2 separate regions of the Homo sapiens genome follow, and region 2 is linked to region 1. The links are chromatin loops, found by intact Hi-C in ENCODE. Cell type or tissue: natural killer cell. All regions are shown on one strand.

What was found. Hi-C counts contacts between places; a loop is a spot of excess contacts. Peaks named below come from ENCODE experiments on the same cell type or tissue, not always from the same donor. Only the 100,000 strongest peaks of a DNase experiment are listed, where the experiment ranks them.
Region 2: a loop joins it to region 1, with 5 times the contacts of the local background. A loop is called at or near these places in 1 of 110 quality-filtered maps.

The regions. Positions count from the first base shown.
Region 1 is chr2:15,157,405-15,161,404 of GRCh38, reverse strand. It overlaps a transcript of NBAS not described here. Among named protein-coding and RNA genes, the nearest start is that of NBAS, 400 kb to the left of the region's middle. In natural killer cell, no CTCF peak of the experiment used is centred here; a DNase peak (open chromatin) is centred at 1,504.
Region 2 is chr2:15,972,720-15,976,719 of GRCh38, reverse strand. No RefSeq gene overlaps it. Among named protein-coding and RNA genes, the nearest start is that of MYCNOS, 33 kb to the right of the region's middle. In natural killer cell, no CTCF peak of the experiment used is centred here; no DNase peak of the experiment used is centred here.

The DNA of each region.
Region 1 (4,000 bases):
TCCTGACATTTGGTCAATTTGATTTTAGCTCGTTTTTTTACATCACCTTTGCTTTAACCGGGAAACATTTTGCTCTTTGCTAGTACTAGCAATGAGATAAGGTGCACTATACTGAGCGCCTATATGTGTTCAAAGTCTCTCATAGACTTTAGCGGTTAGCCACGAACCACTCCAGCAAGGGAAACAGATAGTATCCCCCACTTATATATGAGAAAACCAATTGAGAGGGGTTAATAAACTTGCGTAAGTTGTCCCTAAGAGTGAGAGTCAGGATTTGAACTCACATCATTCTGATTCCAAAGCCCAACTTTTGCTCAACTCCACACTCCTTGAGAATTCAGGCTTTCTTCGACTATGCTAATAGTCTCCATGACCATGAACTTGGATAAAGGATTGACCACAGCCAGAGAGGCAGCATCCAGTTATCTCCTTGTATAGAATGGATAATCCACCCCATGTATCCAGGATCTGTTAGGCAAAAGAGTTCTCTGAACCCTTTCATGTTACCTTCTTACTGAAATAGAACTTTTATCATCCTCACCCTGAGAATGGATGTTCCTGTTTAGAAAAAGACTTCCTTATCCCAGCTGACCTCACCCAGTTGGTAGAAATTCCAGTTTCCCCCATACTTAAACAAACATCTGTCTGAGCTCAATCTGTGCGCCAAAATTTAATCCTTGCAAACTCTCCCTGGAAAGAAAATAGGAAGAGATTGGTCAATGGGGGATTCCCTTGTGGGGTGCAGGCAATCAGAGATTGTGGATTGAAGGGGCCCTGGGGGATCACCTGGTCCAGCCTCCTGCCCCCCCCCCTCCCCCCGCCCACACTGGGACTTCTTGCTCAGTTTCCTGGCAGGTCCTGCATTCTCTGCCAAGGTTGTCTCACAAAGCAGCTTGTTCCTGGTGCAGCAGCTTTAGTTGTCTGAAATCTCCTTCTTCTATGAGCCAAGATGTGTCTCCTCCCAGCCCCGGGGTGTCCCTTAAGCCTCCCTGCTGCGTCCACAGGTGTGTCCATGCGTAGGGATCTTGCTCAAGCATCTTTGAGCCTCTCTCTCTCATCGCCTGCCACCCCAGTATGTCGGCCAAGTCCTGTCTGTTTGAATGCCTTCTTAAGCTGCCCTGTCTACTACTGTGGAAAGAGTCCCTGAGACCCCGGTGTTCATCTGAACCTGGCATTTTCTACCTGGTCTCCTTACCTCTCGTCTCTCCACTCCAGGATCTCCTCCCTGCAATCACCAGAGCCATCTTTTTAAAGCAGAACTCCAACCTTGTCATCCCCAACTTAAAGCCCTTGAACGGCTCTCCATGATCCACAGGATAAGCTCCTTAGCATGATAATCAAAGCCTTTTACATCCTGTCTGGATTGGTGGCTGCTTTGTACATAACATGCAATATAGCTAATCTTCACAATAATCTTATTGCTAGATTTTTGAAATGCATCTTACAGAGCATTGTGAGGCTCACAGAGATGAAACAATATCCCCAAATTGCATAGCCAGTAGGTGGCAGAACTGAGACTTGAAGCCATGGTTTCTCAGACTAAAATCCCTACTGTTTCCATTGTTCCAAGCAGTGTGTGTGTGTGTGTGTGTGTGTGTGTGCACGCGTGTGTGTGTGTATGACTGGTAAAAAATGCATAACATAAAATTTGCCAGTTTAACCCTTTCTTACTGTACAGTTCAGTACTGTTAAGTATTAATATTCACGTTGCTGTGCAACCAATCTCCAGAACTTTTTCTTGCAAAACTGAAATTCTACACTCATTAAACATCTCCCCCATTCTTTCCTCCCCCCAGCCCTTAATAACCACCATGCTACCATCTCTATGAATTGGACTACTCTAGGTATTTCACATAAGTAGAACCAGTGGAATCATACAGTATTTCTTCTTTTATGTGTGGCTTATTTCACTTAGCAGTGTTCTCAAGTTTCGTCCATGTTGTAACGTGCTGGTCCCTCCTTTTGAAGGCTGAATGCTACTCTTTTGTATGTATATACTAGGCTTGCAGTTTTTGAGCAGTAGTCAGCATCATAACACCTCGTTCATAACCTTCATCTATCCCAAACATGGGATTGTTCTATGACAAGCTCTCCCAGGGGTAACATTCTGGGCTCTGGACAGCATAGGCCTGAGCTGTGATGAAATCTATGAAAGACATCTGAACTGGTGAACGCGCAGGGCCTTAGTAGCCAGAGTTCCCACCTTCAGTGGAGATCCTGGGAGTGCAAACCGAAGGCCCCCTGTCCCTACCGGCATGCCCAGATTCCTCCCTACTTGTTTCTGATGCCTCTTCTCTTCTGAAGGGCAGAGGCTTTCAAGCCCCAAGAGCAAAGGGGTGGAAGATTCCTCAAGAGAAGGGCAGTGATGCCCACCTACACCAAGCCTTAGGTAGCATGGGAGGTGGAGAAATGTGGGTCCTGTTGACAGAGGACAACAATGGGAGGACTCTGGAAGGGGCAATTGTTTACTCTCACAACCAGCCACAGACAGCAGGGTGCAGGGGGCCTCTGGAAACACTGGGTTAGGGCACTGAGATGTCTACCCAAGATTCTCTCTGACCAACCGCCCCCATTTCTGTGCCTGCTGGTTTCAGTCTCCCCCTCCAGAAGGGCATTCTCCATGTGGCAGGGCACATGGCCACCTGGAGCCCTGGGGCCACATCCTCATGACTCAGCCACCAAAGAGGAAAGAGGAAAGGTGAGGAAAGTCGAGCCCCACCTTCACTGCTAAATCCTGGGCCCCGACTCTGGCTGGGTCTGCAGCCCTGAGGGAGGAAGGCTCTTCTACCAGAAGGAGCCGGAGAGGAGTTGGGTATCTGGGGCTTCGCAGCTGCCCTGATTGAATCCCCTTTAGAGAACAGGTAACTGGAAACCCAGCAAAGGAGGAATGGGAGGCTTATGCAGCAAAGACACCATCTTCTCCAGTTCTGCTGTCAGGAGGAAGAGCAGATTCCATGGCAGCCTCAGCATTGTCATTTACTGGCTGTGTAACCCCAGGCAGGGGCCTTTGTGTCTGCTGGCATTAGGAGGCCTCTCTCACCCTGTGACCTTTCTCACTTCCAGGCTTGCCGAAAGGGAGAGAAAAGCAACCCCAACCCCGTGGCCTTGTCATTACTTTCAGGAACACCTGCAGGAGTTGCCATGGCAACGGGATCCCACAGCCAGCTCTCCTGCTGTCTGTTCACCGTGGAGCTATGAGTTGTAGGGGCCAGAGAATTTATCAGAAAAGGGTAATTGCTGTTTCATTCAGGACTCTTGGTCCTGGAGGAGGCCTTGAGCTGGTCCATCCTAAGGGAATAAGGTCATTGGAATCAGTGCACGGGATGGCCTTGCAGGGTAGGGCAGCCACCGGGTCCAGAGAGTCCCCCCGGTTCCCTTGGGCACTGTCCCCATTCTCCCCTAGCGTGCAGAGTGGCCAGAGCCCGGGACTAGGAGCAGGACTATTCATATTGTTCCTGCAAACACAGTTTACAAGGCGCATGCTTGGCCTTGGATTCTCAAAACAATAATGTGATACTCTTATGTTCATTTTACAGAGGAGGACACAGAGGCAAGGGAGGCTAAGTGACACACGCAGGGTCACCTAGTCACAAGCAGCAATGCTGGGAATGAGAGCCGGGCATTTCCAGTCCAGACCCCTTCTTCTTTCCATGATGTTCCTCAGTTCTCCCTGCTCCCAGTTGTCATGACAGGGCTTTTGCTTATCCAAGTGACATTTCAAGACCACCTCTTCTCTCTAGGGCAAAAATAGGCTTGATGTAGCTTGTGATGAAATATGGAAATATTTTGCATCTGATATGAAAAAAAGGAACCGGTTGAACTTGGTGCCTGGTTAGTATCTTAAGACCCCGGGGAGGGGAATTCTGGGTGGTGGGGAGCAGCCCCAATAAGCAGAGCCCAGGTGAGGGTGTCATGCTGCGAAGACGGCCCTAAACGCACACTGGGAGCTGTGGAAGTTGCCCAGCTAAGCGGTGCCATGACTTGATCTGTATTTGTGAGA
Region 2 (4,000 bases), 820 kb before region 1:
TAATCTAGTTTTAGGTGAAACTGCCTCCCGTGGAATGCCAGGTGAATGATTAAAACGTGAGTAGGCATTGTTCTGGCTTGTTTCATGGTACAGGCATTTAATCCCAACATCGCTGTGTGAAACGTACTCCTGTTTGCACGGGGGAGCCCCATAGGTTTTTAATTCTTCTGTGGGAAACAAAGGCCCTCATTCACTAAACAGTAACTCAGGAGGGTAGTTTCTGCTCTTACCAGTCAAAAAATGTTGTCTGGCCACAAGATCTCATCATCGAACTCAAGAGGCAAAAGAAAGCTCTTTTTACACTGGGTCTCTTTGATAGTGGTCAAGCTCGTGTTTGCATTTTCTTCTTTATGAATAAGGTCTTAGGTTTATTTTATAGGGAAATAAATCTAGCCAGAGGTTCTAATGACAAGATAATGACCAGAAGAGGACTCTATTTGTTGCAAAAGGGTTTGTGTTATGAAAAACAGAGCAACTTTGCCATTTGTTTTTGAAAGAAAGGCTTTGGCAGCTCCCTTCAATGATTAGCTGAGAAGTGACTTCACACATCCATAGGACAAATTTCTATCTAATTTACAAAAGTTCCCAGGGAGCATGCCTTTCAGTCCCAAAGGAGCTCACAGAAGACAGCTAATTTATGCCCCAAGAGTTGTGAGAGGAATTTAGACATGGAAGACAACTATGTCTTCTTCGAGTGGCTTCTGAAATACATCAGATGGGGTAACACTCCCAGATAAGACCATAGCAGGAAATGTTTGTTGTCAGGTCTTCTTGTCTCATCCATTCATACACAGATACCTGTTTGATTCGCGCTGATTAGTCTGCAAAACACTGGAGGGTGGGGCAGGATGAGCACACCTAGAAACTGGAAACTTCTTCCCTGCCCTCCACCCACTTACAATTTTGTCAGGAAATCAGCTGACCACATATTAGCTTGAAATACAATGCAGAATACAATAAGACCTTGAAAGGCCTCAGAACGAATAATTACAAGAATTCCGAGCAGGGAGTAATCACTGCTCATTGGAGCTTTGAGGAACAAAACATCAGTGGGCCCAGAAGAATCAGGACAGCTTTGTCCTCTAGAACCTTCCACAATGATGGAGAAGGTCTCTATCTGCTCTGAACAATTTGCTGGCCATTAGTCAGATGTGGCTGTTGAACATTTGAAATGTAGCTAGTGTGACTGAAGAACTGAATTGTATCTTTTATTTAATTTTTTAAATTTTTTTGTGGTAAAATATGCGTAACATAAAATTTACCATTTTAACCATCTTTAAGTGTACAATTCATTGGCATTAAGTATACCCACAAAGTTGCGCAACCATCACCATTACCCATTTCTAGAATGTTTTCGACATCCCAAATTGAAACTTTGTACCCATTTATAGGGGTGTTCAATCTTGTGGCTTCCCTGGGCACATTGGGAGAGGAATTGTCTTGGGCCACACATAAAATACACTAACACTAATGATAGCTGATGAGCTTTTAAAAAAAAATCTCATAATGTTTGAAGAAAGCTAACAAATTTGTGTTGGGCCACATTCAAAGCTGTCCTGGGCCTCGGGTTGGACAAGCTTGTCATTAAACAACTTCCCATTCCTCCTACCCCCAGACCCTGGAAACGCTGGTCTACTTTCTCTCTCTCTTTGTGTATATGAGTTTGCCTATTCTAGGTAGCTCATATAAGTGAAATCACACAGTATTTGTCCCTTTGAGTCTGTCTTATTTTACTTATTAAGCCGTTTTCAAGGTTCATCTGCTTGTAGTATTCAAATGTCCTTCCTTTCTGAGGCTGAATAATAATCTATTGATGTATTTACCACATTTTGTTTATCTATTCATTGATTGATATTTTATTTAACTTTAACTAACTTTGAATAGCCAAATGTGGCTACTGGCTACTATATTGAACGCTGCAGATCTGTAGGACTTGGGCACTGTTGTGTGTTAGGAGTATGTGTGAATGAGAGGGGTGTGTGTGTGAGTGTGCCCACTACATTGAAGAGGTGGTGTGGAAATCAGGAGAATTCAAAGGGAAGAAATCCCAGTGAGCACAGGTGCAGAGAGGAGGGACCTTTTGGAAGAGAATACGGAACATGATGCCTGAAACAGAAGGTATGTTAAGCAAGGTAGAAAATATGGCTAGAAAGAGAAGCTTTCCGAGAGCATAAATAGTCTTGAATACAACGTTTACATTATTTCAACACGAACTTACCTTCAGTTGTAAAATTGCAATATTATGTACTTGTTTAAATCCTTCAAAGCATCATTCCTGCTATCATTTTATGAAGAATAAAGACCAAATGTTGGACAAATACCTGCAGGACTCCATTTGAGAGAAAAAAAAAAAAATGTGCATAAGAGTCCCAGTCTAGAAAGCAGATGAATTAGACAGATATTGTTAAACTTGTAGGGAAAAAAATACTCACTTCATGGAAGGATTTACTAGAGACTCTTCCTTTACAGAATGTGCTCCCTTAGGGTACTAAAAATAGGATTTGATTTACTTTAAAAATGCATTTGCAACTCTTCCAGGCCCATCTCGACGGCGCTAAACAAAGCCTGCCTGTGGAACTGTTGCTCTGTGTGGGGCTAAAACACAATGTAATGGTCACAGTTTTTCTCCAGCTTGGTTGAAACAGTGAAGAATAGTGGAAAGAGCTCAGGCTTTCAAGTCAAGACATCTTCCTAAGGAAAGCGATTGAATTTCTTTGAAATATGGTTTTCTTATCTGTCAAATGGAAAAATTCCAAGCAATCTTTCAGACCTTTATATAAATTGCCTCGCCCAACATCTGGAAGGTTATAGGAACACCAAAAAGGGGTGGGAGAGGGGAGTCTTGGCAGTTATATCATTTTCAAAACAACTAAAGACAGGTCAAGATGGACAAAATGTTGCCAGGAGTCAGGACATCTTATGAGATATGACAATGGTGAAAAGAGATAACAGGCCTGCCAGGCAGGAGGACCGAAGTTTCAGATCTGCCAACCAGCTGGGACCAAAATAGCAAGAAGATTCAAGATGCAGATCAAGATAAAGCAAAGTCTTATTATCTCCATTTGACAAATGTGGAAACTTGAGTCTCAGGGAGTTTTCTTAGCTTCCCCTAAAGTGACACATACAGTTAGTGGCTAGAACAACTGAAACCCATCCCCTGTGAATGCAGCAGAATGAATGTCCCTTCCACCTCGCCATGCTCAGCTTAACTCTGCCACTACATGTGACAGTGAGCACTCAGTAACTGGCTAATGGCAGGTTCATGAGAGGCTCCAGGGCCCTGAGGAGACACAAATGCAGCAGGCTGAGCAACAAAGGGCTACTCCAAACTTTTAAAGTTTTGACTCTATTTCTAAGGGACATCAGAGACTGCAACATCTCGATATACTGAAGATGTAAAAACAGATGCTCAGGGCCAGGCACGGTGGCTCATGCCTGTAATCCCAACATTTTGGGAGGCCAAGGTAGGTGGATCACCTGAGGTCAGGAGTTCGTGACCAGCCTGGCCAACATGGTGAAACTCTGTCTCTACTAAAAATACAAAAATCAGCCTGGCGTGGTGGTGGGCGCCTGTAATCTCACCTACTGGGAGGCTGAGGCAGCAGAATCACTTAAACCTGGGAGGCAGAGTTCACAGTGAGCTAAGATCATGCCACAGCTTGCCAGCCTGGGTGACAAATAGAGACCCTGTCTCAAAAACAAAACAAAACAAAAAAACAACAACCAAAAAAACCTGACTCTTAGAGATAGGAAGTGACCAGCCTAGGTTATGCAGCAAACCACTGGCAAAACAGAGATTCTTTCCTTTACTTTCCCATACTCTTTCCTGTGCTACACCACCCAGGAAATGCAAAGGTGAGTTTTTTCTCTACTTAGTGTAGGTCAAAGCCCCTTCTTGTGTCTCTCTGTAAGCAAGTCTTTCAATGGGCATGATTGCTTTCAGCAGAAGCATCTCACAGTTTCTCCAGCAACACTTACCTTCACTCCTGTTTCCCGAACC